Regions from separate parts of the Mus musculus genome. Here regions 1, 2, 3, 4, 5 and 6 are each linked to region 7. A link is a contact called in ENCODE Hi-C data. All regions are on one chromosome and are shown on one strand. The core of a region is the stretch at or near the end of the contact, and the rest is flanking DNA. Distances in the headings are between cores, read along the strand shown.

Region 1 (3,329 bases), core at 473-2,972, about 89 Mb after region 7:
AGGAACTGGGACACCAACCCACTCACAAAATCTTTAGCTCATAGTTTGTCCTACCTACAAGATGTGCGGGCATAAAAGATGAAACAGAATTAGAGAGAAGGGCAAACCAATGACTGGCCCAGCTTGACACCTATGCCATGAGAGGGAGCCCACTCCGACACTCTTAATAATATTCTCCTATACATGCAGACAGGAGCCTAGCATAGCTATCATCTGAGAGGTTTCACCTAGCATTGATGGAAACAAATGCAGTGACCCACAGCCAAACGTTAAGTGGAACTTGGGGAATCCTATGGAAGAGAGTGAGGATGGATTGAAGATGCCCAGAGGGGTCATGGTCACATTGAGAAATACTACGGAATCAACTAACCTGGGCACATAGGTTTTCATATAGACTAAACTTTCAACCAGAAATCATGCACAAGACAAGCCTAGACCCTCTGCACATATGTAACAGTTGTGCAGCTGGGTCTTCATGTGGGACTCCTAAAACCGAAGCCAGGGCTGTCTCTGACTACATTGCCTGCCTTTGGAAGCCTTTCTGCTAACTGGGCTGCCTTTTCTAGTCTCGAGAGAAGAAGATGTGCCTAGTCTTACTGCAGCTTGATATGTCAAGGCTGGTTGATATCCAAGGGAGGCCTCCCCTTTTCTGTGGAGAAATGGAAGAATGTTAGAGAAGGTTGGAGGGAAGGGAGAAAGAGGGATTGGGAGCAAAGGATGGGGGGGGGGGCGCTGCAGTCAGAATTTAGGATAAATAAATAACTTAATCAATTCTTAAAATGATTTAAGAAAAGGATCCACAGAACCTACTTAGTTCAGCTCTTGTGCTCATGAGTGTATAACTGCCCACTAGAGCTTGAGCAACCTACCATGGGACACACTTTTAAAGAAAACTAACTCTTAATCGCCTGGTATTTGTCAACCTGCCAGGAGGGCCTCAGCTAGGGATGTGGCCTCTTGAACACCTGCTCTGTCCATATTGGAATGTGGATTGGTGTGATCTCATGCCAGTCTTGTGTCACAACCATAGCTTCTGTGAAATTATGAACACAAAGATCCTATTATTTTTATAATAGATAATTTCACTGTATTTCTCTTTGGCTCCTGCCTCTTCTGATCTTTCCTTCTCTCCTCCATGGTGTTCCCTGAGTTCTTGAGGGGAGTGTTTCATGGCTGGTACTATAAATCTGACCACGAACCCGTGCCAGGGAGGTCTTAGAGCATAGGGGAAAACACAGGACTATTGTTTGTTTAAAAGACAGAGTATCAAACTGTCTTCTAGACATTTGTCCTTATACCCATAGAATAGTGCAGCCTTGCCTCTCATTAGAGAAGCTCTTTTCTCACTTCTCTCTCAGAGAGCAGAGAACTGGGCGTGACCATTGAGGGTTCAGCCCTAAGTGGGACAACTCTATCCTAGCATCATTATTCCTAAAACAAGAGCATCCCCAACCAACTGAGGAGCATCGTAAGTGTGGATTTTGGCCTTGTGATCCTGTTACATTGGACCCTGAGATCATCTGAAGCATCACTTGAAGTCTACCACCTTGCTCAAAAGTAAGCAGTTAAGTTCAGGAGCTTCAGGGAATACCAAGATGCAGGAAAAAAAAAAGTCACACTCTACCTCTCCGTTTTCTCTACCTCTGCTTACAGCAGCAATCCTTTTGCTCAGACTTCCTGTTTCTGGCACTTGCCTTCTTCTGTGATGTTCATAGTTCCCTGTCTGTGGTTTAGCAGGCACAGAGCTGGTTTGGGTCTCCCTCTCTCTCATTCACTTGCACATACAAGCGTGCTTCTTCTCTATTCTTTCTCTCTCTCTCTCTCTCTCTCTCTCTCTCTCTCTCTCTCTCTCAGAATGATGGCTCTGGGTAGAGCTTTCGCTATAGTTTTCTGCTTAATTCAAGCTGTTTCTGGAGAAAGTGGAAATGCCCAGGATGGTGAGTCATTTCTAACTCCTTTTTTAAAGGATTTCAGATTACCTGTAGCATATATGATCAAGTTACACAGTTCTCTAACAGGGCAAGCAAGAATTTAGCACTAATTAGGTTGTTTTGTGGGTATTAATCACCAGGACAGAGGGAATGATGACAATACTGCAAATGGCTTGTAACTCTCAAGAACTGTCAAGAAGCATTGAGTTTCATTCAAATTCTGGCTCATAAATGTGGATGTATGCTGGTAATTTCAAAAAAGAAACCTCATATCAGTTCTTTGTTGGAGCTTTTTGGATGATCGCTTCCAAAACTGTATTAGACTGAAAAATCAAGCCATTGTTGTTTTGACTGTTTATGGAGTTCTAAAACCCTAGATACCCATGATAAATTAATGGCCAGAAACGAGAGGTTTGTGTATTCACCAAAACTGTATTTCTAGTGTCTAGAGTTTAGAAGTTACTCTATAATGTATTTCTTCAACATACTTTAGCTTTGGCAGATTCATGTTAGATTGCTGATGAATAATTCAGTAGTATGCTAAGGAAGGTGTCTTCTTTGAAATACACAGGGTTGCTTTTATATTCAGAGAATCCATTATATGGTCATCATAATTCTCCTCAGAATCCATAAAATACTTAGACCTTGACTTCTTAAAAATAGGCATTTTAATTACAGGACTGTACTCAAACGTCTCTGGCAGACACAGCAGCTACATGGAATGTGAATCTCCAATTTGTTTCTACAAATTAATTAAACTGTTTTCATACACACACACACACACACACACACACACACCATTAAAAGGGGAATGTGTGTGTGTGTGTCTTTGTGTATGTGCGTGTGTGTGTGTGTGTGTGTGTGTGTGTGTGTGCATCCTGCCTCTGGTTCCTGAGTGCTAGGATTAAAGGCAGACACCACCATGGCTGGCCTATATGTGCATTCCTAAACTGGGTGCAGTAGTACATCCCTGTAGTCCTGAAGCCTAAGAGGCTGAGACAGAAAAATCATCTTTGTTCCAGACCAGTTAAAGCTACATTGCATAAGCTTGTATCAAATACATCTGTATTTTCTTTATGCACAGTATCAATACACATCAGCCTAGCTCTGTAGTTTAGCTCTTCAGTCAAATGCCTTTAGTTGTGCATCCTAAGCTTAGATATTTGTGTGACTTTACTTTGTAATCAGCAAGGATGGAAAACCCTTGCATGTTCTTATGAAGAGAATCATCAGAGGAGTCACACTCTTCAGCATGACGGAGCATGAGTCACTTGGTGAGGGAGAGTCATTATCTCATGTTAAATGTGTGCAAATAGCTGGCAGGAAGCACGAGAACCATGCTGCTGTTTGGTACAATCCTTTGCCCCTATGCTTCCCTCTTGGCCATGCTATTTCTTA
Region 2 (3,517 bases), core at 868-3,367, about 85 Mb after region 7:
GAAGTCTTGAGAATCACATGAAGTCTTTTAGAATAATATCCTGGGGTTGCAAACTCCTTCATGTCACTTACTGCTGCCACATGAAACTGCTCAGGAGCGAGCTGATTGTCCACTCTTAATAAAATGAGGTTGTTTAACCACCTTTGATGTGCCGCTTAATGGAGTTTGAAGGGTAATACATCACAAACAATTAAGAGATTTTTTTCCTTCGTGAGACATTAACTGCTTCGATGGATAGAAAATCTACTTCACTATGACCCTTCATATAGCATAAAATCAGTTAATTTATACATCTGTCTGCTAGAGACAATCTTACAAAATGTGTTTTTAACATACTCGCACATGTTCCGTTATTAATTTATCATCACACATGTTAGTAAATTATATCTGCATACATTTTGTGGATATACACTAGTTGGCATGTACACATTTGGGTATTTCGCCTTTTGTTCCTTCCTAGTTTTATTATCTTAGACATAGTCCTTAACCTTTACTGTGCTTTTATCAATCTATTTCCTCTGTCCTTTCTGCCAAAAAAAAAAATCATATTAGCAGAAGAATCCCATCAAATGGTCTATAAGAATACTTTGTGAGCTGTAAAGGACTGTACAGACATACCAAGGTAATCTTTCAAATTAAGAAGTCTACAACCTGAGGAATGAATGAATGTGAACCAGCTGTCCTCTCCCCCATCCCTCCTCCACTGCAGTTCAAATACCCACATGAAGAGACCATGTTCAGCCTCCTTTCTGCAAACTGCAGGCATCTATCTCCTCATCCCAAGGATGGCTTTTCAAATCTTGCCAGCATCCATGTGCAGAACATCTGGACTAAGACCGTTCCACATACAATTCTTTGAAGCACCGGCTGCCTGGAAGAAATACTTTGATTTGGGCTTCATTAAAATGCCTCAACTTCTATTAGGGACACAAAAGATTTTTTTTTCTAGTAAGAGCTCTCTTGGGAAGAAGACCGACCTCTAGCTAGTTAGATCACTCAGAAGCCAAGTGGCTGGAATGTCACTAAAGCACCATGCAATGGAAATCTTGCTGCGAGCTTGTAACATGCAGAAACAGCTGGCTTGGGTCTGTGGCTGACCCGGGGTGAAACCATTGTGGTAATTAGATTTAATTTTCTTAATCCAATAGTGCTTGACTGCAACGTGTCTGCATCTCCTAGGCAGAAAAGGCATGATTCTCCTTTAACAATGCTTTGACGTGTTTAAGACTTCTGCAGCTTAGTCCCTTCAGAGAAGTCACTTCTTCTCGAGTATAAGGACACCCATCCAGACAGCTATGTGTATCAAGGAGTTTCACATAGACGTTATCTTGCTTCAGTAACTTCCCAGAAAGATCTCAACACAACAAATACGTCTTAAATATCAATATATATCCTATTCTGCTAGTTCAGTGTGCCCTGCTATCTGCTCATTTAGAAAGATGGATCAGCCACGAAGACATTGATGAGCCCGGGGCGTTTGGATTTGAACCGCTTCTACACTCTCGGGGGCATATGACTTCATGCTACAGCTCTCTGGGGTTACCCACTCTGCAACAGCGCCAGAGCTCCAGAAGCTACAAGGGGGGAAAAAGTGTTCTTGAGATGAGAGAAGCAAAGACTGACATTCATGAATCTGTCTGCTCGCGTCTGTTTATGTTATACAGAACAGCCGTCGGTATTGTTACCTCAGAAGACCGGGGTTATTTTATTCGAGTGCAGGTCGTGCGTACTGTCTCCCCCCCAAACTGGCTCACAGCGCCACGCCGTACCATGTCGTGTCCCCGGGAATCTTAATTGCCTGGGCTATTAGAAAAGAACATCCGACCGCTGCTGGTAATTGAACACGGTGCATTTTGATAGCTTAAAAAGAAAGATCAGATAGAGTCACACAAGTTCTCAGTATGTCTTAAGCCGTCCCCCCTAAAAAATATATAAGAAAAAAGAGGAAGGGAAAGCCTGGGGCAGCGGGAGTGTTCCAGAGAGCGAACTGCTCCGGACTTCAAACACTGGGAGTCATTCTGTCAAGGGGAGGGGGCGGGCGGGGGCAGGCACTGGGCCTCTGTAACAAAGTCCTCCTCTCTTTGCTCCCTCCCACTTCATTCACTTGCAAATCAGTGTGTGCCCACAAGAGCCAGCTCTCTGGAGCCGTAACCTTCCCATCCCGAGAGCTGCAGTTCCAGCCACAGCAGCAAGAAGCACAGAGCAGAAGACCGTGGTGGAGGCAGGAGCATCCTGGGCGAGTGGCAGGGTGTCCCCAGGAGCCGGAAGGCAAACCGAGGTGGGTTCGGTCTCTGTTGCCAATGCGGGAGCTTGTGCGTGCGTTTCTTTTCTCCCTTGCCTTCTCTTTCTTCTTTATACATAGCTATTATTTTAATTCCGTAGCGTTGATGGAAGCCAATCAGAGAAAGAGAGCGGTCCTCTGCGCCGGGTGTTGCGGTGCACGGAGTTGGGAGGGATGCTCAGCTGGGAGCTGGGGTGCGGGCGGGCTTGCGCGCGAGTCCGGTTGCATTGGTGGCGCTGCTGCCTCTGCCCAGGACCGGCGCCGCTTCCCGGGGAGCCTGGGCGCCGCTCCTCCGCCGCCTGGTAAGACCGAGACGCCTAGGGTTCTGCGGGGGGTGGCAGGGAACAGTGTGGAGGAGAGAAAGCTGCTGCCGAGGTCCACTCCGCGGGGCTGGCGGAGGCGGCTAGTGGAGCCCTAGCTTTGCAAAGTTGGCTGGTCAATTACCAAGGGCGCTAGTGAGTGCCGGAGCGGTGGAGCCGTTTGGGGCTTGATTGATTTCCACCTACCCAACAATACAAGGGTCTGTGTGGTGACTGCTTGGCCTGAGTTATGGGATTTTTTTTTTTTTTTATGGCTTTGAGAGTAACGCAGAAATTAATTCAGGTAGTCGGGAAACTCTGGAATGTTCCCAATAAGGCAAACTTACAGAGATGGTTTGGCCGAGAGAACGAGCTTAAAGAAAACTGTTAGCTCGCATGTTCCTAGCAATGCCTTCAGGCTTTCATAGAGCAGAAATGCTTAGGTTGCAAGGCAAGTCCGACACTGGACTTCGAAAATGGAGCACACTGTCCAGGGAAAAGTCATGTGGAAGACGCCGCTCGCTGGTGCTCTTCCAAGGCTACACACACACACACACACACACACACACACACACACACATCTGAGGGAGAATGCCTTCCTTAGACTGGAGAGCAGGAGGTCTGGTGCGTCTGATGTGAGGTGTCAGATGCAAGAGTGAAGTCCCCAAGGCGTTCATGTGGAATTTAATGAAGGCGGGTCGTTGCGGAGTCCTATAATGCCGCAGAGCTGGGGTCACTTCCTCCTCCGTAGTTATTCGCCTGCCAAGAGTTACGGTCCATCTCGAGATGGGAGATGCTGGCGAGGTCAATGTGGTACTGAGAAATGTTGTCGCTGCTGCAATAAAATCCATATTTTATGGGAAGTTACGTGAGGGTCTTTGTATGCAAGGGGCTGGTTGCCTAACTTAACTACTACCGAGAACATTCAAGAACCAAG
Region 3 (3,777 bases), core at 1,166-3,665, about 87 Mb after region 7:
AGAGAAATCCTGTCTCGAAAAACAAACAAACAAACAAACAAACAAACAAACAAACAAACAAAAAAGATGTTAAGAGGAAAATTCTAGAAATAAACAATTCAGTGTAAGTTTCATTCTGTTTTCCATGTATTGGTTGACTGATTTACGTGTGTTTGTGGTGTGTGTGTGTGTGTGTGTGTGTCTGTATGTGTGTGCCTTTCTGTTTTTCATGTACTGCTTGACTGATTTGTGTGTGCATGTCTCTCTGTCTCTGTCTCTCTCTGTCTCTCTCTGTCTCTCTCTCTCTCTCTGTGTGCTGGCTTGTGGTGGCTGTTTCAGGTTCTCTCTTACTATCTTGTGGATTCCAAGGATTGAATTCAGGTCATCAGACTTCTCAAACTTGGCAATCATGTTGTCAGGCTTGGTGACAAGTGATTTTACCTGATGAACCATCTGGCTTGGCCAGTGATCCTATTTTATTTTATTTTATTGAATATAGCCCTTGCTGGCCTGGAGCTTGCCACGTGGGCCAGGATGGTTTTAAACTCTTGCCTCTACCTCTGGTATACAGAGGTCATTGGAGTGTACTAGCATGCCTACTTTAATAACTCATTAGTTTAAAATAACTTTTATTATAATATTTTCTTATAACCTTTTTATTTGAGTAGTAGTTATCCCCAATCTCTGTCTTCCGAATTTATAAACCGGAAACTCTACCACAGGGATGCATATCTGAGGAAATCAGTACATGCATGTTAGGGAAACTGGTTTTTTTCTGTTCTCACTTGCACATTCAACACAGAAGACCTTAATGACCTCCCCCCCAACCCCCCCCAAAGCTCTGGGGGAATTTGTTCTCAGAAGCAAGCCAACAGTCCTGATGCTGGGAACACCAGCTACAATGTCCTCCTGTAGTCCCGACTTTGTCACCTGGAACTAGGCCCTAAAAGGAAAAGACCCAAGACAGTATAATCAGTGAGACCCGCCACCGCCCTCGTCCCCGCCCACCGCCCTCGTCCCCTTTATACTTTATGTGCTTAGCCTCAGAGCTGACTTTCCCCTTTGCCCTTGCTTGTGTCTTGGTCACCTGACTTGAAGGACACCAGAATAGAAAGTTTGCCCCCTAGTCTTAAAAAATCTATGTGTGCTAAAGACAGTTAGAAAGCTGCAAAGTGAAAAGTTCTTCCCTTTACCTACTTTGTTCAAGAACACTGTACTTTTCTTTTCCTGGATGGCCGTCCCAGAGACGCCTCTGCAGCCAAACCTTACCCTAATGGCGCCCTCTCTGTGGCCACCTTACCATAGTTTCCCACAGCTAGAAGCGGGAAAACCACTTTTCTTTGCCTCTTCTTTTCTCTACGAATGTACTGTTCTTTTTTAAAGATGCCAGAGTTCTCAGGCACCACTTTGAGCTGCTTTCATTGATGTTCCCTCTGTGTGGCATGTGCTGTCTCTATGTCAATAGGCATGCTTGTGTTTCTTTCCATAATTGTCTTTTGTTGTGGATATTCCAGCTAAGCACACCTATAGAGAAAAGCTGCCTGTCTTTCTGTCAAAGTAACATTTTCTAGAATTCTCTTTTGAAAGAAAAAATAGAGAGAAAATATATAGATATGTATTTTTTCCATGATAATACAATGAGCTGTATTTTCTTTTGATTTTATGTATCGAAAGTAAATATGTGTATTTTCCCTCTAAATAGATGAATACCTGAATTTTCCTTTGGCTATACATAGTAAAGAAATGTGCATTCTCTGTATGAACAAATGAATCTCTGTGTATACACGCATTTATATATGGATGCAATTTTTTTTCTCATCCTTCAAGCCATTTTCTTCCTTCTTTGGTCAGCCGGGACAAAAGCATTCTGAGGCAAATCATAGCAGGTCCATTTCCCAGGATTATCCTCTGGTGCTGAGCGTGGCAGAGTTACAGCTGAAAAGAAAAAAGCGGGCATCTCTTGTACATTTGCCAAGAACTCTTTCCTGGGGGAGGGAAGTCAGAGCGTACCAGGCAAATAGCCCCATTAGGTGTGCTTTCTCTCAGGACGCCTCCCTATGCTCGTTGAAAGATACAGAGCTCAGAGCTGTGGCAGCCATCTTGTGACTGCTAGAGACAGCCTAAAGACAAGAAGCTGAAAGGCTGTCAGAGATGGGTGTTCCATGAAATCACGGGTACTTGAACCAGTCTTGGAATGTATTTTTCAGATGTTAAAAGAAAAAATTTTTAAAAAGGGCAAAACCAAAATTTATTTATTTAATTTATAACTAATGCACAGACACCCCCTTAGCACCTCCACCCGTAACTCCTGCCTCTGCACGTGGATCACCTTCCCCACTGTCACCCCGTACGCCTCCCTCCCCGCCGTGGGTGCAAATCAGTGAACCCGACACTGCACAGTCTCCCCAAAATACATCGTTTTCATTCCGCCTGCTCTTGGCGCTATCTACCTGCGTTTTGGACAATGTGGGAAGCCATATGTCCCTCCAACATAGTCTCATACAGAGACATTTCAATGCCCTAAAAATCCGTGTGCTGTGCCTGTTACCCATCTGTCCCCAGAAACGCCCAGATAGTACTGATTTTTGCATTATCTCCACAGTTTAAGGTTTTACCAGAGTGTTCCTTGCTGAATTCACCATCATGGAATCATTCCTCCATTAGATCTGAAGTCACTCGATGCAGGGGTGCAGTCTGTAGTTTCTTCGTATATTGTGTACACAATACCGAAATGCTGTCAGTTTGGTTATGGGTGGAACCGCCTGCAATCAATCAGAGCCTACAGTGCAGTGGGGTAATGGGATGAAAACTCACTAAAGCTGGCACGAAACATACAACTTTGGCTCACGGGTCCAGCCTTGCCATTTTATGTAGAGAAACGGGTAGGGTGCTTAAGATTTGTTAGTGGCAAATATAATGTCTGGCTCCCTGCTAGCCATCTTTCTGTTATGCTTGCTTATCTTGGCTGTTGGACCCCAACCTGTGACCTCTCCAGAAGGGCTCCAAGCCCTCACATTAATGCATGCAGTAACTCTGGTGTGGGTCTACTTGGAGGATCCACTCTTTGCCATGAAGTAGCAGCGAGGTGATCAACAAGACACCAAGTAGGAGGGGCTCATGCTAACATTGGGATTATTTGAGGAGGGGGCCTGGGATTCCAGTGCAGTTGTAGTCTGCACAAGATGGAGTAACTAGGCACACAGAGGCTGACACTGCTGACTCTCTATGGTGTTCAAGTCCAGATCTCTGCAAAGGTACTCCGTAGGGGGGCTTGTCTGTCGGCCTCCACTCAGATGTAGCCCTGGTCTCTTAGATCCGTTTGTAGGACAGGACTACTGTGACAGTTGATTTTATGCGTCCACCTGGTCATACCCCAGGCTAGATATTGCTGTGATGCTTTTCTGGTTTGAGTCAAACACCTCATTATCCAGAGTGTGTCAGTCTGTCAAAGACTTTAACAAAAAAGAACGCAGACGCTAAGAGGCAGAGCAGGGAGCCTGCCTTGCTCGCCGCTTTGGACTTGAGCAGCGTCGTCACCTTTCCTCTGGGCCCCCAGCCTGCTGAACCACCCTGCAAATTTGAACTGTTCAACCCTGAGCCAATGTCTTTCAGTCTTGCTCCCTGCATCTCCCCCCACCCCTTATATTCTATTGATTGTGTTTCTTTGGAAACCTTAACTAATTTAACATAAAAACTATAAAGTCCAGAGACCTATAACTCTTGCACTCTCTAGAATTTTGTGTTTGGCTGGATATTTACAGGGCCCTTGGGCCCAGTCTTATGGGGGGGGCAAAGCTG
Region 4 (3,457 bases), core at 205-2,704, about 86 Mb after region 7:
TGGAACGGGAGAACTGCGGAATTTGGAATACAGTTTAAAAAAAAAAATATATATATATATATATATATATTTACAACCACATTGCCCTTTGTATTTCCTGAATGGTTTCCTGTTTGTGATGGGATATCCCGAATAGTGATGAGTATTTCATGCTTAGGCTATTTCCAGCTTTTAGGTTTTATTTTTCTAATTCTTCATACACACACACATACACACACACAGGAACACAAACAAATGCTACAAGGTGGCTTCACTGAATGTATTCCATTCGCAGGTAAGTAATGAAAAAAGATAGCCAAGGAAGATTAATAAGAGTTACTAAGAATCACAAGAACTGCACTTTACACAGTTTATTGTAAAATTAGAATGCTCTATCTTATATCTTACATTATGTGACAAATTGAACCAAGAAACATAGTTCTTAAAAAGAAAGGTATTATCTAAAGTTGCCCTTTTGAGCTTCTGGTGTGAAGTTTGGTGTTAAATTTCCAAGGGCTGACAAGAGCAATTTCCAACCTTTTGGGATAAAGTTGACCTCTCCTCTGAGTGCAAGTGTTCCTTGAAAGGAAGTTGAGTTGTCTGCCAGGTAATTGGTCAAAGTTTTTTTTTAATCTCACCCTGAAAAATCACACATCATACCAAGAATAGATGACTATGACTCAATATTGAAATAACTATTTATTGTCTTATCGCAAAGATTGTTGGGGAAGCAAATCTGCAAAGAAACTGAACTATTTGAGTCCTGTAGGTGTCAAGTTCAGAGAAACTCTTGCCTCTAAGAATCATCACACAGCAAATGGGAACTCCAACTTCATCTCTCTCTGAATTTCTGCTTCCCACCAAAATACCAGGTTAAGAACATCCCCACGGACAGATTTCTTTGAGGGATGAGTCCTGAGCCAACTTGAAATGCCGTTCTGGGGGGGAGGGGGAGAACACAGTTTTCAGCCCACTTTTCATATTATCTGTATCTTGATCTACAGACACAGGCAATGAGAATGACAAGAGAGCAGGAGGGGTCCAACTTTAGCATTTGCTTTGTTGAACATAAGCAGACTGGGTAGTAATACAAGGTTGTTTCAAGAGCACTGATGCCTGTCTAACTTTAAACCTCTTTTCATCAGAAAGAGGGTCTTTAAACTTCTTATGATGCTTCCTAGAATAAGCTGAGATTTTAAAGAACATTGAGCCATTGTGCATTAGGTTAAAATTCCCTCACTATCTGCTTTCTTCAGAAAAATCTGAAAACATTTGTCCTCAAATAAGTAAATAAATCAATTTGGAAAGATGTGCAGACCATTTCATGAGACCCTAGGAGTGGAAATCTGGGCAATGTAAATACGACTTCCCTACTTTCACATTCTGGAGGTTCAGCTAGAGAGTCACTCTATTTTCAGATGGAACAAAGCTGGTGATTTCATTTTAATTCAGGATAAAAATATGTGGCTTAGTTCTCATTTCCACTCCTCAAAGTGTTATTATACAAGAAACTGACTCTGGATCTCAGAAGAGCCAAGTTTTGAGAAGCCAAAATAACTTGTTAATGTTTCCATTATGTAATCTGTGTGTCTCATGAACAATATTCTATGTAGAATGCTTTATCGTGGAAGCAGGTATTTCCTAGAGGAAAAGGATTTATAAAATATCAACAAGGCATTCTGAGATTCTGCAGCCTTGAGCACCATAGAAACATAACAGCAAAAAAGAAAAAAACAGTTGATTCCTAGGTGCAAGCTAAATATTTGAATGAGGTGCTTATTCTAATCAAATAAATGCCTTTTCTTTTACAGCCACCAAATAAATTCTCTTAGCCCCCAAATACTATGTTTGAAGTAGCATAACAACTTTGGAAAACCACTCTAAGAAGTAAAAATATCTGCTATTTTAAAAGACAGGCTCCATTTTGTTTTTAAAAAAATCATTTTGCTGTAATTTTATTTTTTACTCTATTTAGATGAAATTATTTTTGAATTGTTACATTGTAGAAGGGGGGGCAGGATACAGGCAGTTTACTGTATTTAAACTAACACTCCACCCAACCTTCTTTCTCAGATTATACGGGCAGAAAGATTAATAACTAGTGTGGCCATTTTCAGGACGATGGGTTGCATCCTGAGTTCTGACAAGCGTGTTTTCTTTGCCAGAGAGTGGAATTACATTGTGGTCTCCTCAGAGTTCAGTGACGATCATGGTTGCAGAGTTTTAAATCTTCCTTTGACATCTTTACAGAATAATTTTCAAAAGGGGTAATTCTCTACTGAAAATACCAGACCCTGACAATATTTAATGCAAAGAGCAATACCCTGTTAGGAAGCAAATACATCGGCTCACAGACTTGTTAAAACTTAATAAAGAAATAGCTCATTTTTAAAGCCAGGAGTTTATGGTCTCTGCATCATCGATTTAATTTAAGCATTGCTGAGACAATCTTTAATCTCCCCATTTTGTAATACCTTATTTATGGTGCATTCTCATTTTTTAATTTGGGGGGAACGTTAGCCTGCCAGAGCCACCAGATGAAAGTGTTAAGAGGAGGTCAAACGGAAACAAAGGCCATTACCCGCCATATTTCAGACAAGACTAGGGCACTTAGCCGAGGAGACACCCGGTTATTAGATTAATTTCAAAAGACCTTTTACAAGTTGCTTAATTCCCTTAAAAGAAAAAGAAGAAGAAGAAAACCCTTGGACCACAAACTCAAATGTCCTTTCACATGAGGTTATTTGACAAATGAGAAATGGACTCAGTGTTGTAGAAAAAGCAGCCCTCTGTAATGAGATCTTGGTCTTTCGTGTGAGGCTAATGCTACTTATGTAAATATATCTGGAGCACCTTCTGTAAGCTTTTAGTTTTCTATGATCTATTAGTTTAGTGTTTATTATAAAATAAAATAAAAAACCCATATGTAGAATCACTCGGCACTCACGGGGAATGCTTGTACAACAAACGTCCAATAGATCTGCTCAGAAGAAACGCAGGAACACTTCAAACCCACTGTGCTGTTCTGTTTGCAATTATTCTTACTGCTTTGAAAGGAAGCCGCATCAGAATAGGCCTTGTAATAAGCGCTGTGTGCGTCTTCTCTAATACCAAGCTAAGGCCGTTTGGGTTCTCCTACTGTGACTTGTGATTTCTAAACCAAGAAAATAAAGGCTTTCTGGTGATCTACTGTAGTTACTTAAAAAATAATTCAAGTATAAACTGAAGCTTATGCCACCCTTTGAAGACCTACTGGCCGGAGTCCACTATCCGTTCGTGTCTTCAGCAAGATGAACGAACGGAGGATGGAAACAATTGGGCTGGCTTCTATCCTTGCGCCTAGTTCGGCAGCTTGCTGTAGCCTTACGTATTACGTGGCAAAGTTTTCTGTGTTTGGAGAATGAGGTAGCTCAGTGTGGCTGGGCCCTCTGTTGTAGTCAAATGAGAGATAACACCACTCCTTGACATGGCTTCTTTT
Region 5 (3,273 bases), core at 62-2,561, about 88 Mb after region 7:
TCAAGAATGATAAAGTTGTTTCCCTGATTTATAGTTTGCTTTGTTAACCTAAGAGTGGTGTGTAATATATGAACATATTTGAAACATTCCTGTATAAAAGAGAAAAATAAACCTCTCCTCTCTTTCCTACCTCCAGTACTTATATTTCCTATTTATATCTCACACTTCCATATTTGTACATCCTCCTAAATATATAAAAATGGTACCTGCTTGAGCTGTATCATACTCATTCACTTCCTACTGGCATAAATGGTATTGAAATATGTGCCCCTCAGGGTCTCTTTTCCAATATACTGTCACCAAGTACATAGAATTTAGTAGCTAATTTGCAGCTAGAAATATTGCTTTAACACCAAATTCTTCGTCCAGAATTTGCAATGCAAAAGCACTCCCAGAGCTGACAGGCCTGTGCCCTAAACCAATTAAAATGTTAAGCACCCAGAATTAGGCCTTATTTGTACACAGCAGGTAGTTTGTTACAAAGGCTTATAGCTGGACAATTTAACAAAGTCTTCCATGAGGCATAAGTGGCTCAAAACTCCTTCGACTGGTAAATAAATAAAAATAATTTTTAAGAATATAATTTGATGAAATAGATATAAGCTCAATCCCATTTTTAAAACCTTGCAATAATAAAAGGCAGCGTCGAGATGGTTCTGGAAGTAAAAGCCCCTCAGCCCCAGGCTCGGGGTCATCCAAAGGTGGGAGGGAGGTCACTGCATGCTGAGAGAGAGAGAACGTTAGTTCTAGCCATTTTCTATGCGGCATTAAAAAATACTGATGACATTTTAACCCAGCAGTTAACTATGGGATCTGTGCGATCCACTTACCTGATACGACCGCATCTCCATTGAGGTACAGAGCCATTCCCAAGAGCATCATAATGGCCAGAGTCAGGATGTATGGTCTCCGGCGACCCCAACGGGCCCTGCAGTGATCACTGGCTGATCCCACCACAGGCTGGAGCAGGAATCCCAAGATGGGGCTTAGGAGCCACACCATGCTGTACAGGCTCTTAGGCAGGCCCACGCTGAGCAGAACTGGAGTCACATAAGCTGCCTCCACCGCATAGCAAAACTCTCGGCCAAACATGGCCATGCTGTGCATGACAAGTCTCCCTGTGGATCTCTTGGGTTGCTCCACAGAGCCAAAGGGGCAATCCTCGGCTAAGGATTGATAGGTATGGGTGTCAGTCGGCCCATTGCTTCCACTCATGACCACGGAGAAAATAGCCTTCTTGCGTGGTCCTCAGATTTGTGCTCCAAACCGGGTCTGACATGGAGCCTGTCAGAGCAACCAACAGAGATGGTCAGGCTGGAGGAGGGGCTGAAATTCTTTCATGCCTCCAAGATCACAAGTTACGGTGAGAAGCAAAGGGGGCGTTGGCACTCGGAAGCATGACAGAGATTAGCTGCTGTGAGCCCTCGGGGTCCTTAGAATGCTTGTGCCTCTCTAAAGATCTTCCTTCACACAGTCAGTCTCTCTCTCTCTCTCTCTCTCTCTCTCTCTCTCTCTCTCTCTCTCTCTCTCTGTCTGTCTTTCCACACACACAATTGTACACCTCTTAGTTTCATAGCTTAAAAATCATAAAGTTTCCTTAGACAGAGACTAACTAAAAATGTAAATAATCCAATAATTTCTATAAACTTCTCTCTATAGATCTGGATATTCTGTTTTCCAGAATTCACACTTTCTACCCAAAGCTTAAAAGACAAATTAACTAGAGCTAAAACTGTGCCAGGCCCCAGTCTTCACCCCAACCACTGGCTGTCACTTAACTCCGTGAACTTTTCTCTCTCGCTGCACTCGGTGCTTTTTACATCCTGTGTTAACCGGTCTTGCTCTCAGGACAGAGATCAGGTCGATTTTGGTCGTTATGGCATCCCTAGCATCTAGCCTTGCACCTCTTAGGTCCTCCCAAAATATCTGCTAACAAACAGGAGTTGAATGAATAGAGTATATACAGTCTGTTTTGTACCAGTCACCGCCTACTTTACTTGGCCCTATGGGACTACATTTCCCAGGTTCCCTTGCTCCCTGGCTTCTAGGCATACTTGGACAGCAGGAAGCTTTGGTGAAAAGTCAGGGGTGGGAAAACAACAAGCAAGCAAACAAACAAACAAAAAAACCAAGTATGTCCCAATTTTCTTCATCCTGAGATATTTTTGGCATTGACTGAATGCCCACTATGAATCTAGTAGTTGTCTAGTAGCCACACTGGACTGCTGGGTCCCTTTAACTCTCCGTAGCTATTGTTACTGCAGCCCTAGGTCTAGTCCTGGCTCTTTGATTCTGCTCATACCGGGATAGCCTCACTATGTCATTTTATTACTCATATATATATATATATATACATATGTATATATATATATATATATATATATATATATATGAGAGCCTTTATTACTCTTTATATATATATATGTATATATATATATATGAGAGCCTTTATTACTCATTTATATATATATATATATATATATATATATAGAGAGAGAGAGAGAGAGAGAGAGAGAGAGAGAGAGAGAGAGCCTGTTACATATTACTAATGTTACTATATTACATTGATTTGTATCATAAATGCATTCTTCTAATTAAATTTTCTCTGTTTTAAAGACGTCAGGTGGGTCACATTTTCCTTACTGGATCCGGCAGGGAAAATCTTTTAGGAAAAAAAAATGCCTTTAAAAATAGTTCAGGAATAAGGCTTGGTGGCAGAACTTTAAATTCTTGGTGTGCCTCGTCTTTGCTCTTCCCGAGGCAGATCCTAATTTGATGTTTCTCAAACTGTGTATCAAGGCACCCAAATATTATACACAACTCATGTGTATATTTAAACCCAGAATATTTAAATTTTGAAATCAAGTCAACGGTGAAACAACATTTTGGCAGCAGATTTGAGGCAGTTCAAGCTTTCATGGTAAGACTGTTCTATAATCCCTTCCATTTAATTTTTGTGAAGCTGGGTTTCCAGGTTTCCTAAAGCAAAAGAGGAGGAGGAGGAGAAGGAAAAGGAGAAGATGGGAGAAGGAAGAAAAGAAAGAGAAGAAGGAGGAAGAAGAAGAGGAGGAGAAAGAAGAGGAGGAGGAAGAGGAGGAGGAGAAGGAGGAGAAAGAGGAGAAGGAGGAGAAAGAAGAGGAGGAGGAAGAAGAGGAGGAGAAGGAGGAGAAAGAGGAGAAGGAGGAGAAAGAAGAGGAGGAGGAGAAGGAAGAGGAGGGAGAGGAGGAGGGAGAGGAGGAGCAGGAGGAGGAAGAGGAGGAGGAGAAAGCATGC
Region 6 (3,343 bases), core at 22-2,521, about 80 Mb after region 7:
TGTTTCCACAATCTGTCCATTGGTTGTTGAAGTCTCCCACTATTATTGTGTGAGGAGCAGTGGGTGCTTTGAGCTTTACTAAAGTTTCTTTAAGAATGTGGCTACCCTTGTAATTGTAGCATAGATATTCAGAATTGAGAATTCATCTTGGTAGATTTTACCTTTGATGAGTATGAAGTGCCCCTCCTTGACTTTTTGATAACTTTGGGTTGGAAGTCAATTTTATTCGATATTAGAATGGCTACTCCAGCTTGTTTTTTTTTTTTGGACCATTTGCTTGGAAAATTGTTTTCCAGCCTTTCACTCTGAGGTAGTGTCTGCCCTTTTACCTGAGGTGGGTTTCCTACAAGCAACAAAATGCTGGGATTTTTCTGTGTAGCCAGTCTATTAGTCTATGTCTTTTTTATTGGGGAATTGAGTCCAGTGATGTTAAGAGAAATTAAAGAAAAGGAATTGTTGCTTCTTGTTATTTTTGTTGTTAAAGTTGGGATTCTGTTCTTGCGGCTGTCTTCATTTAGGTTTGTTGAAGGATTACTTTCTTGCTTTTTCTAGGGTATAGTTTCCATCCTTGTGTTGGTGATTTCCCCTTATTATCCTTTGAAGAGCTGGATTTGTGGAAAAATATTGTATGAATTTGTTTTTATCATGGAATACTTTGGTTTCTCCATCTATGGTAATTGAGAGTTTTTCTGGGTATAGTAGCCTGGGCTGGCATTTGTGTTCTCTTAGGGTCTTCATAACATCTGTTCATGATCTTCTGGCTTTCCTTATCTCTGGTGAGAAGTCTGGTGTAATTCTAATAGACCTGCTTTTATATGTTACTTGACCTTTTTCCCTTACTGCTTTTAATATTCTATCTTTATTTAGTGCATTTGTTGTTCTGATTATTATGTGTTGCGAGGAATTTCTTTTCTGGTCCAGTGTATTTGGAGTTCTGTAGGCTTCTTGTATGTTCATGGGCATCTCTTTCTTTAGGTTTGGGAAGTTTTCTTCTATAATTTTGTTGAAGATATTTGCCAGTCCTTTGAGTTGAAAATCTTCATTCTCATCTACTCCTATCATCTGTAGGTTTGGTCTTCTCATTGTGTCCTGGATTTCCTGGATGTTTTGAGTTAGGATCTTTTTGCAATTTGCATTTTATTTGATTGTTGTGTGGATGTTCTCTATGGAATCTTCTGCACCTGAGATTCTCTCTTCCATCTCTTGTATTCTGTTGCTGATTCTCGTATCTATGGTTCTAGATTTCTTTCCTAGGATTTCTATCTCCATTGTTGTCTCACTTTGTGTTTTCTTTATTGTGTCTACTTCCCTTTTTAGGTCTTGTATGGTTTTGTTCAATTCCATCACCTGTCTGGTTGTGTTTCTCTTTATTTCTTTAAGGACTTCTACCTCTTTAGCAGTGTTCTACTCTATTTTCTTTAAGTGAGTTATTAAAGTCCTTCTTGAAGTCCTCTACCAGCATCAAGAGATATGATTTTAAATCTGATTCTTGCTTTTCAGGTATGTTGGGGTATCCAGAACTGGCTGAGGTGGGAGTGCTGGGTTCTGATGATGGTGATTGGTCTTGGTTTCTGTTAGTAAGATTCTGACATTTGCCTTTCGCCATCTGGTAACCTCTGGAGCTAGTTGTTATAGTAGTCTCTGGTTGGAGCTTGCTCCTCCTGTGATTCTGTTAGCCTTTGTTATCAGACCTGGGAGTATAGCTTTGTCTTGAGTTTCAGTGAGTAGAGTACTCTCTGTAGGCAAGCTGTCCTCTTTCAGGGAAGGTGCACAGATATCTGGCGTTCAGACCTGCCTCCTGGCTGAAGATGAAGGCTTGAAACAGGGCCTGTCCCAGAAGCTGTGTTGCTTCTCCCTGTCTAAAAATCTGTGTAGCTTCTGTAATATACACTCTCACTGGCACAGACTAGTCACTGTGGGATCTGGGACCCAAGATGCCTCCCCCAGGTGCTCAGCATCAGAACCCTCCTGGGCAGTGTGAATACCTCTCCTCTGGCGGGGAAGGTGCCTGGATGTCTGGCGCCTAAACGGGGTCTGTTCCAGAAGCTGTGTAGCTTCTGTAGTCCGCACACTCACCTGTCCAGACTAGTCACTGAGGGATCTGGAACCAAGATCAGTCTTTTCTTTCTTTCTGTTCTCTCTCTCTCTCTCTCTCTCTCTCTCTCTCTCTCTCTCTCTCTCTCCCTTTCTTCCTTTTTTCCATGATCAAGTTCGAGTATATAAGCTTTCTGTTGTTTCCTTTATTTTTTATGAGAGTTCTTGATATCTTACATTAGGTCTCTATCGTATCCATGAGATGGGAATTTAAGTCTTGCTTTTCATGTGTGTTAGGGAAGGAGCGTTGCTTGGTAGGATAACTAGGTCCTAATAGTACCAATCTAATAGTGCATTGAATTAGGTTGCTTATGGTTTTATGTTTGCCTCTGTCCATCTCGTTCTTCTGTTAACTGGCCAGGGTGTCTCTGACTGGAACTGGCCTCTTTGGGGGCAGGTAGAGCTCTGTGAAGTGAGTTTGTGATGGTCTCCTTCTAGGCAAACAGTGTTGTCTCTGGTTAGTGTGGGCCTCTTTTTAAAATCTGGTTAGAGCAGGCCTCTTGTGACCCTGGTTAATGTAGACCTCTTGTGTCCTTGGTTACCATGGAACTCCTAGGAGAATTACAGGCTGTAGTTTTTGGGTTGGTATCTGGCACTGGTCTAACCTGGATGGAGAAGTAAACTGTAAAGGAGGTGGAGCTCAGGGTGGGGGTTGGAAGGGTGGGTACGTCCTGAGTCTGCTGGGTTGTGTGAGTGTCCCAGCTGGCATGGGTATTTGGGCAAAATTCTCACCTGTGTCTTTGGTCACTGAGGGACTCCTGAGAAGCATGTAGACTGTAGTGTTTGGGAAGGAATTGGCCAGGCTGCTCATCAGCCACGAACATCTTAATACACTAAGATTTTATTCTCAGCCAATCACTAGTTGAAACATGTTTAGGTATCTGTGATTTACTTACACCACTATTTGAAAGAAGATTCTATGAATTTTCCAGTTGTCACCTGAATGCTTGGTATGATTTAAGCCAAATGACTGTGAATTTTACCTTCTGTCCTTTCTTAAGTTGTGTTTCCTACTTGATATAATAGGGAAGAGACAAAATTCTCTTATATTGTTCTCTTTCTCTTTTTACTATAGCATATTTTGCATTATATCATATATATAGAAATAACATATATTATGAATCAATTACATATGCTATGTGATACTGTATATATTTACCATATAGTATATTCAGAAATCTCTATGTATGTATTTTTTGTAGTTTGAATACAAATGGCCCCCCTAGACCCATAGAGAGTAGTAGCCCTA
Region 7 (3,443 bases), core at 696-3,195:
GTTCATAGTTTTATGATGACTAACACAAGAAGCCTTAGCCTAAGTGTCAAGCCTGGAGCCAGACACTTGGAAGACTGTCAAACAATAACGGAAGGTTTTAAAAGTTCCAACCAATCCTTGGTCAGTCAAGTTTTTGGTTTGTGTGTGAATTTTTTTCTTCTTTTTTTAAAATTTTCTTTCTGCCGGGCGTGGTGGCGCACGCCTTTGATCCCAGCACTAGGGAGGCAGAAGCAGGCAGATTTCTGAGTTCGAGGCCAGCCTGGTCTACAAAGTGAGTTCTAGTACAGCCAGGGATATACAGAGAAACCCTGTCTCGAAAAACCACAAAAAAAAAAAAAAATTCTTTCTTTCCTTTTTATTTTTTATTTTCTTTAAAAGGGGGGGTGGTGGTGTTAGGGTTTAATTCTGAGAGTGGAGAGCCCTCTAGTGTTCATTATACCCAGTAGATTCAGACTGACCAAGTCCTCCCTGCACTAGAATTTGCAATATCAGAGGCTACAAGAGCTCTCCAAAAGTCTCCTTATAGGACATTGAGCCACTGTCAGCGTAGCTGAGTTTTTTAGTTAGGGTGTATTCTGAGACCCTGTTTGAGAACTGAAAAAATACCCAGAGTGAAAAACCAGACCTGGGGCTAGAGAGATAGATGACTCCGTGGATAAGAGCACTGGTTTTTCTTCCAGAGGACCCAGGTTCATATTCCCGGCATCCATAGGGCAGTTCACAACTGTCTATAACTTCAGCTCCAGGGGATCTGACACCCTCACACAGACATGCATGTAGGTAAAACACCAATGCAGATAAAAATAGAATAAATTTAAAGTAGAAAGACCAACAACTATGTGGGATTAAAGCAAACCCGAGGATGGAAAATGTAAAAGGAGGCAGTGGGTACCCTGGTTAATCTCAACCATCCTACCTCGCACAATGTTGTATTCTGTTTCAGCGGGTGCTGACGGTACTGTTTGAACCCAAGAGAAAGGAAGTGGGTCTACGACTAGAAGAAAAATTCGGTGGACTGATGTATGGAGAACCTGAAGGAAGACATCAACAATAACAAGTAGCCCAAGTGGGCAGTTCCTGAAGACCAGGGAAACGAGGAAGCAAGGTCCCATGAGGAATGTTGAATAAATAGTAAGATACTTGAGGGGGAAGTCCTTCCAGGGAAACCTCTGAAATGTTAGTTTATTATTTATTGGGAGTAGGGGGACAGTGGGTACCCTGGGGTTGTTCAGGCATTCATCCTGCCGGGGCCCCAAGGTTACTCCTGTGACTGGAGTAGTTCTACTGTGAAAACTGTACTACCTTCATTGTGAAGTACTAAGCTACTCCAGTGAACTAATCTTTAGTTCATTATCTTCCATTCATCCACGGAGGCAATAATCTCTCTCACAATTTTTATAAAAAACACTTTTCAAAAAAAAAGGGGGGGGGCTGGCGAGATGGCTCAGTGGGTAAGAGCACCCGACTGCTCTTCCAAAGGTCCAGAGTTCAAATCCCAGCAACCACATGGTGGCTCACAACCATCCGTAATGAGATCTGACTCCCTGGTGTGTCTGAAGACAGCTACAGTGTACTTACATATAATGAATAAATAAATCTTTAAAAAAAAAAAAAAAAGCAAATTATTTGTTACCGTATAAACTTTCTCGCTGAAAGCTGCCAGCTTTGACTGAAATCAACTGCAATACCTACTAGAAGATTCCAGAAAGACTGCTGCGGAAGAACCTTGTAAGTAGAAAGACAACACTTGGAAAATTCTTTCTCCTACAAACACCGAACCTTTGGCAAACCACATTACCCAGAAGACCTTACGGCCTGGCCGGCCCTCGCGCCGTGCATTCTGGGATTGGTAGTTTTCAGGGCCTATTCGTCAGCTCGCGTGGTGCAGGCCCAGGAACTCCCTTTCCCGGCTTGCCGCGCGGCCTGGGTGCTCCTCCGTGATCTGGAAACGCGAAAGATGGCGACTGTTCGGCGACGTTGAGGCCGCGTTAGGCGGTTCAGGCGCGGGGTGGTGAGTCTTGGCGGTGGAGGCGGCTCCCACGAGTTTGGAGAGTGGGTGAGGAGCGGGAAGATAGCCGTAGCCTCAGCCCGGAAGGGGAAGAACGCCTCAGGGAAGGGGCACGAGCCAGGGCAGCTCCGGCGGGCAAGAGTGAAAGGGGCGCGGGCCCCGGGAGCAGTGTTGGCTGCCCAGGGCACAGGCCACTTCCAGGACTGTATTATGAGCCTAGACTTTGGCCCGTGGACATCGCCCTTGTTATACGTCAGTCTGACTTAATTCTTGTTTCCTTACTTCGGCCAGACAGGAACTCTAATGTGCTCCCAGAACCCACCCCATGCCTTCCGGCTCGGGGTTGCCAACTAGTGCTTCGGCCGGAGATTAGTTCTAACCCTAACCCACAGTTGCACATCTTCAAATTCTACTCGTACTTTAAAACGAGCCACTTCCTCTGTGGGCCCTTCCATATCCTCTTTACGAATGGAAAGGACCGGCAACTTTGGATTCTTCGCCTGAACGTTCTTATCTTGGCGTGTCTTGTGCCATCTGCTGCTTCCTGTGGACAGAATTTCATTTTGTAGTTTCCACGGGGCCTACAGCTGAATGTTGCATATATAGTAGCGCTTGATGAACAATTAAATGAAAACAATTGGCCTTTGCCCTACAGAGAACTGGGAAGCACGGCCAGGGTCTTTTGGAGCCCGGGTCTTTTGGAGCTTAAGCTGGCCTTGAATTCAGTATGCAGCCTAGTCCATTTTGTCTTTGGACGCTCAGTACTGCCTTCACCTTCCTAGTGCTATGATTACACTTGTAGACTATTAAGCATTTTCTGTAATTAAAAAAAAAAAACAAAAACCAAGTCTACATATTTCCTTGTAAGTCACCAGAGTAATTCTTTTCAAATGTAATTTTTGGTCGTATTATACTCTGCTTAAAGTTCTCCAAATGTTCTCGTTGAGATGACGTTGAGAGTCACATGCCTTTGCACGGGCCCCTAACAGTGTATTTTGCTTCTATTGACAGTTCTCATTCTGTCCCAGACAAACGCCATTCAAGCTTAGTGTCTTCTTTATTTTCTTTCTTTCTTTTTCTTATTTAAAATCTACTTATTTAGTGGATTGAGTACATTATAGCTCTCTTCAGACACACCAGAAGAGAGCATCATATCCCATCACAGATGATTGTGAGCCACCATGTGGTTGCTGGGATTTGAACTCAGGACCTCTGGAACAGCAGTCAGTGCTCTTAACCGCTGAGCCATCTCCCCAGCCCCCTGTCTTTATTTTGTTTTCCTTTTCCTTTTTTTCCCTACAGCTGTAGTGAAAGTCACCAGTAACTTCCACTTCCCCCCCAAATCTCTAGTTCCTACTCTTGGTTTTAAGTTGAAATCCAAGCACCTTTGCCCTGGTTTCTAACAATTTCATGATTTGACTTCTCCTCATTCTTG

Evidence for each region. Hi-C counts contacts between places; a loop is a spot of excess contacts on that map.
Region 1: a map of regulatory T cell shows a loop between it and region 7 (28-fold over the local background). The contact joins the promoter of Il7r here to the promoter of Ddx23 in region 7. A Hi-C loop is called at or near these places in 4 of 37 maps with a recorded cell type or tissue (T-helper 1 cell, T-helper 17 cell, T-helper 2 cell and 1 more).
Region 2: a loop to region 7 is called in a map of regulatory T cell, with 17 times the contacts of the local background. The contact joins the promoter of Cdh6 here to the promoter of Ddx23 in region 7. A Hi-C loop is called at or near these places in 2 of 37 maps with a recorded cell type or tissue (T-helper 1 cell and regulatory T cell).
Region 3: a loop to region 7 is called in a map of T-helper 1 cell, with 20 times the contacts of the local background. The contact joins the enhancer-like site here to the promoter of Ddx23 in region 7. A Hi-C loop is called at or near these places in 4 of 37 maps with a recorded cell type or tissue (T-helper 1 cell, T-helper 17 cell, T-helper 2 cell and 1 more).
Region 4: a loop to region 7 is called in a map of T-helper 1 cell, with 13 times the contacts of the local background. The contact joins the enhancer-like site here to the promoter of Ddx23 in region 7. A Hi-C loop is called at or near these places in 2 of 37 maps with a recorded cell type or tissue (T-helper 1 cell and T-helper 17 cell).
Region 5: a map of T-helper 2 cell shows a loop between it and region 7 (13-fold over the local background). The contact joins the promoter of Slc45a2 here to the promoter of Ddx23 in region 7. A Hi-C loop is called at or near these places in 2 of 37 maps with a recorded cell type or tissue (T-helper 17 cell and T-helper 2 cell).
Region 6: a map of T-helper 17 cell shows a loop between it and region 7 (30-fold over the local background). The contact joins the promoter of 4921515E04Rik here to the promoter of Ddx23 in region 7. A Hi-C loop is called at or near these places in 2 of 37 maps with a recorded cell type or tissue (T-helper 1 cell and T-helper 17 cell).

What each region holds. Positions count from the first base shown.
Region 1 is chr15:9,528,269-9,531,597 of GRCm38, reverse strand. Il7r (interleukin 7 receptor) reads left to right here and starts at 1,722. Exons shown (of 8, transcript NM_008372.4): 1 at 1,722-1,937. The coding sequence starts at 1,856.
Region 2 is chr15:13,172,275-13,175,791 of GRCm38, reverse strand. It overlaps Cdh6 (cadherin 6), which reads left to right and starts at 2,117. Exons shown (of 12, transcript NM_007666.4): 1 at 2,117-2,278.
Region 3 is chr15:12,018,332-12,022,108 of GRCm38, reverse strand. No RefSeq gene overlaps it. Among named protein-coding and RNA genes, the nearest start is that of Sub1, 24 kb to the right of the region's middle. Within about 2 kb of position 2,415, at least 1 of the 3 ENCODE cell types and tissues checked has a DNase peak (open chromatin) inside an H3K27ac peak, as active enhancers do.
Region 4 is chr15:13,028,846-13,032,302 of GRCm38, reverse strand. Cdh6 (cadherin 6) reads left to right here. Exons shown (of 12, transcript NM_007666.4): 12 at 1-3,457. Among named protein-coding and RNA genes, the nearest start is that of Gm35018, 62 kb to the left of the region's middle. Within about 2 kb of position 1,454, at least 1 of the 3 ENCODE cell types and tissues checked has a DNase peak (open chromatin) inside an H3K27ac peak, as active enhancers do.
Region 5 is chr15:10,998,759-11,002,031 of GRCm38, reverse strand. Slc45a2 (solute carrier family 45, member 2) reads right to left here and starts at 1,311. Exons shown (of 7, transcript NM_053077.3): 1 at 831-1,311. The coding sequence starts at 1,215.
Region 6 is chr15:18,367,555-18,370,897 of GRCm38, reverse strand. 4921515E04Rik (RIKEN cDNA 4921515E04 gene) reads left to right here and starts at 1,271. Exons shown (of 12, transcript NR_045711.1): 1 at 1,271-1,500.
Region 7 is chr15:98,661,391-98,664,833 of GRCm38, reverse strand. It overlaps Ddx23 (DEAD box helicase 23), which reads left to right and starts at 1,945. Exons shown (of 17, transcript NM_001080981.1): 1 at 1,945-2,011.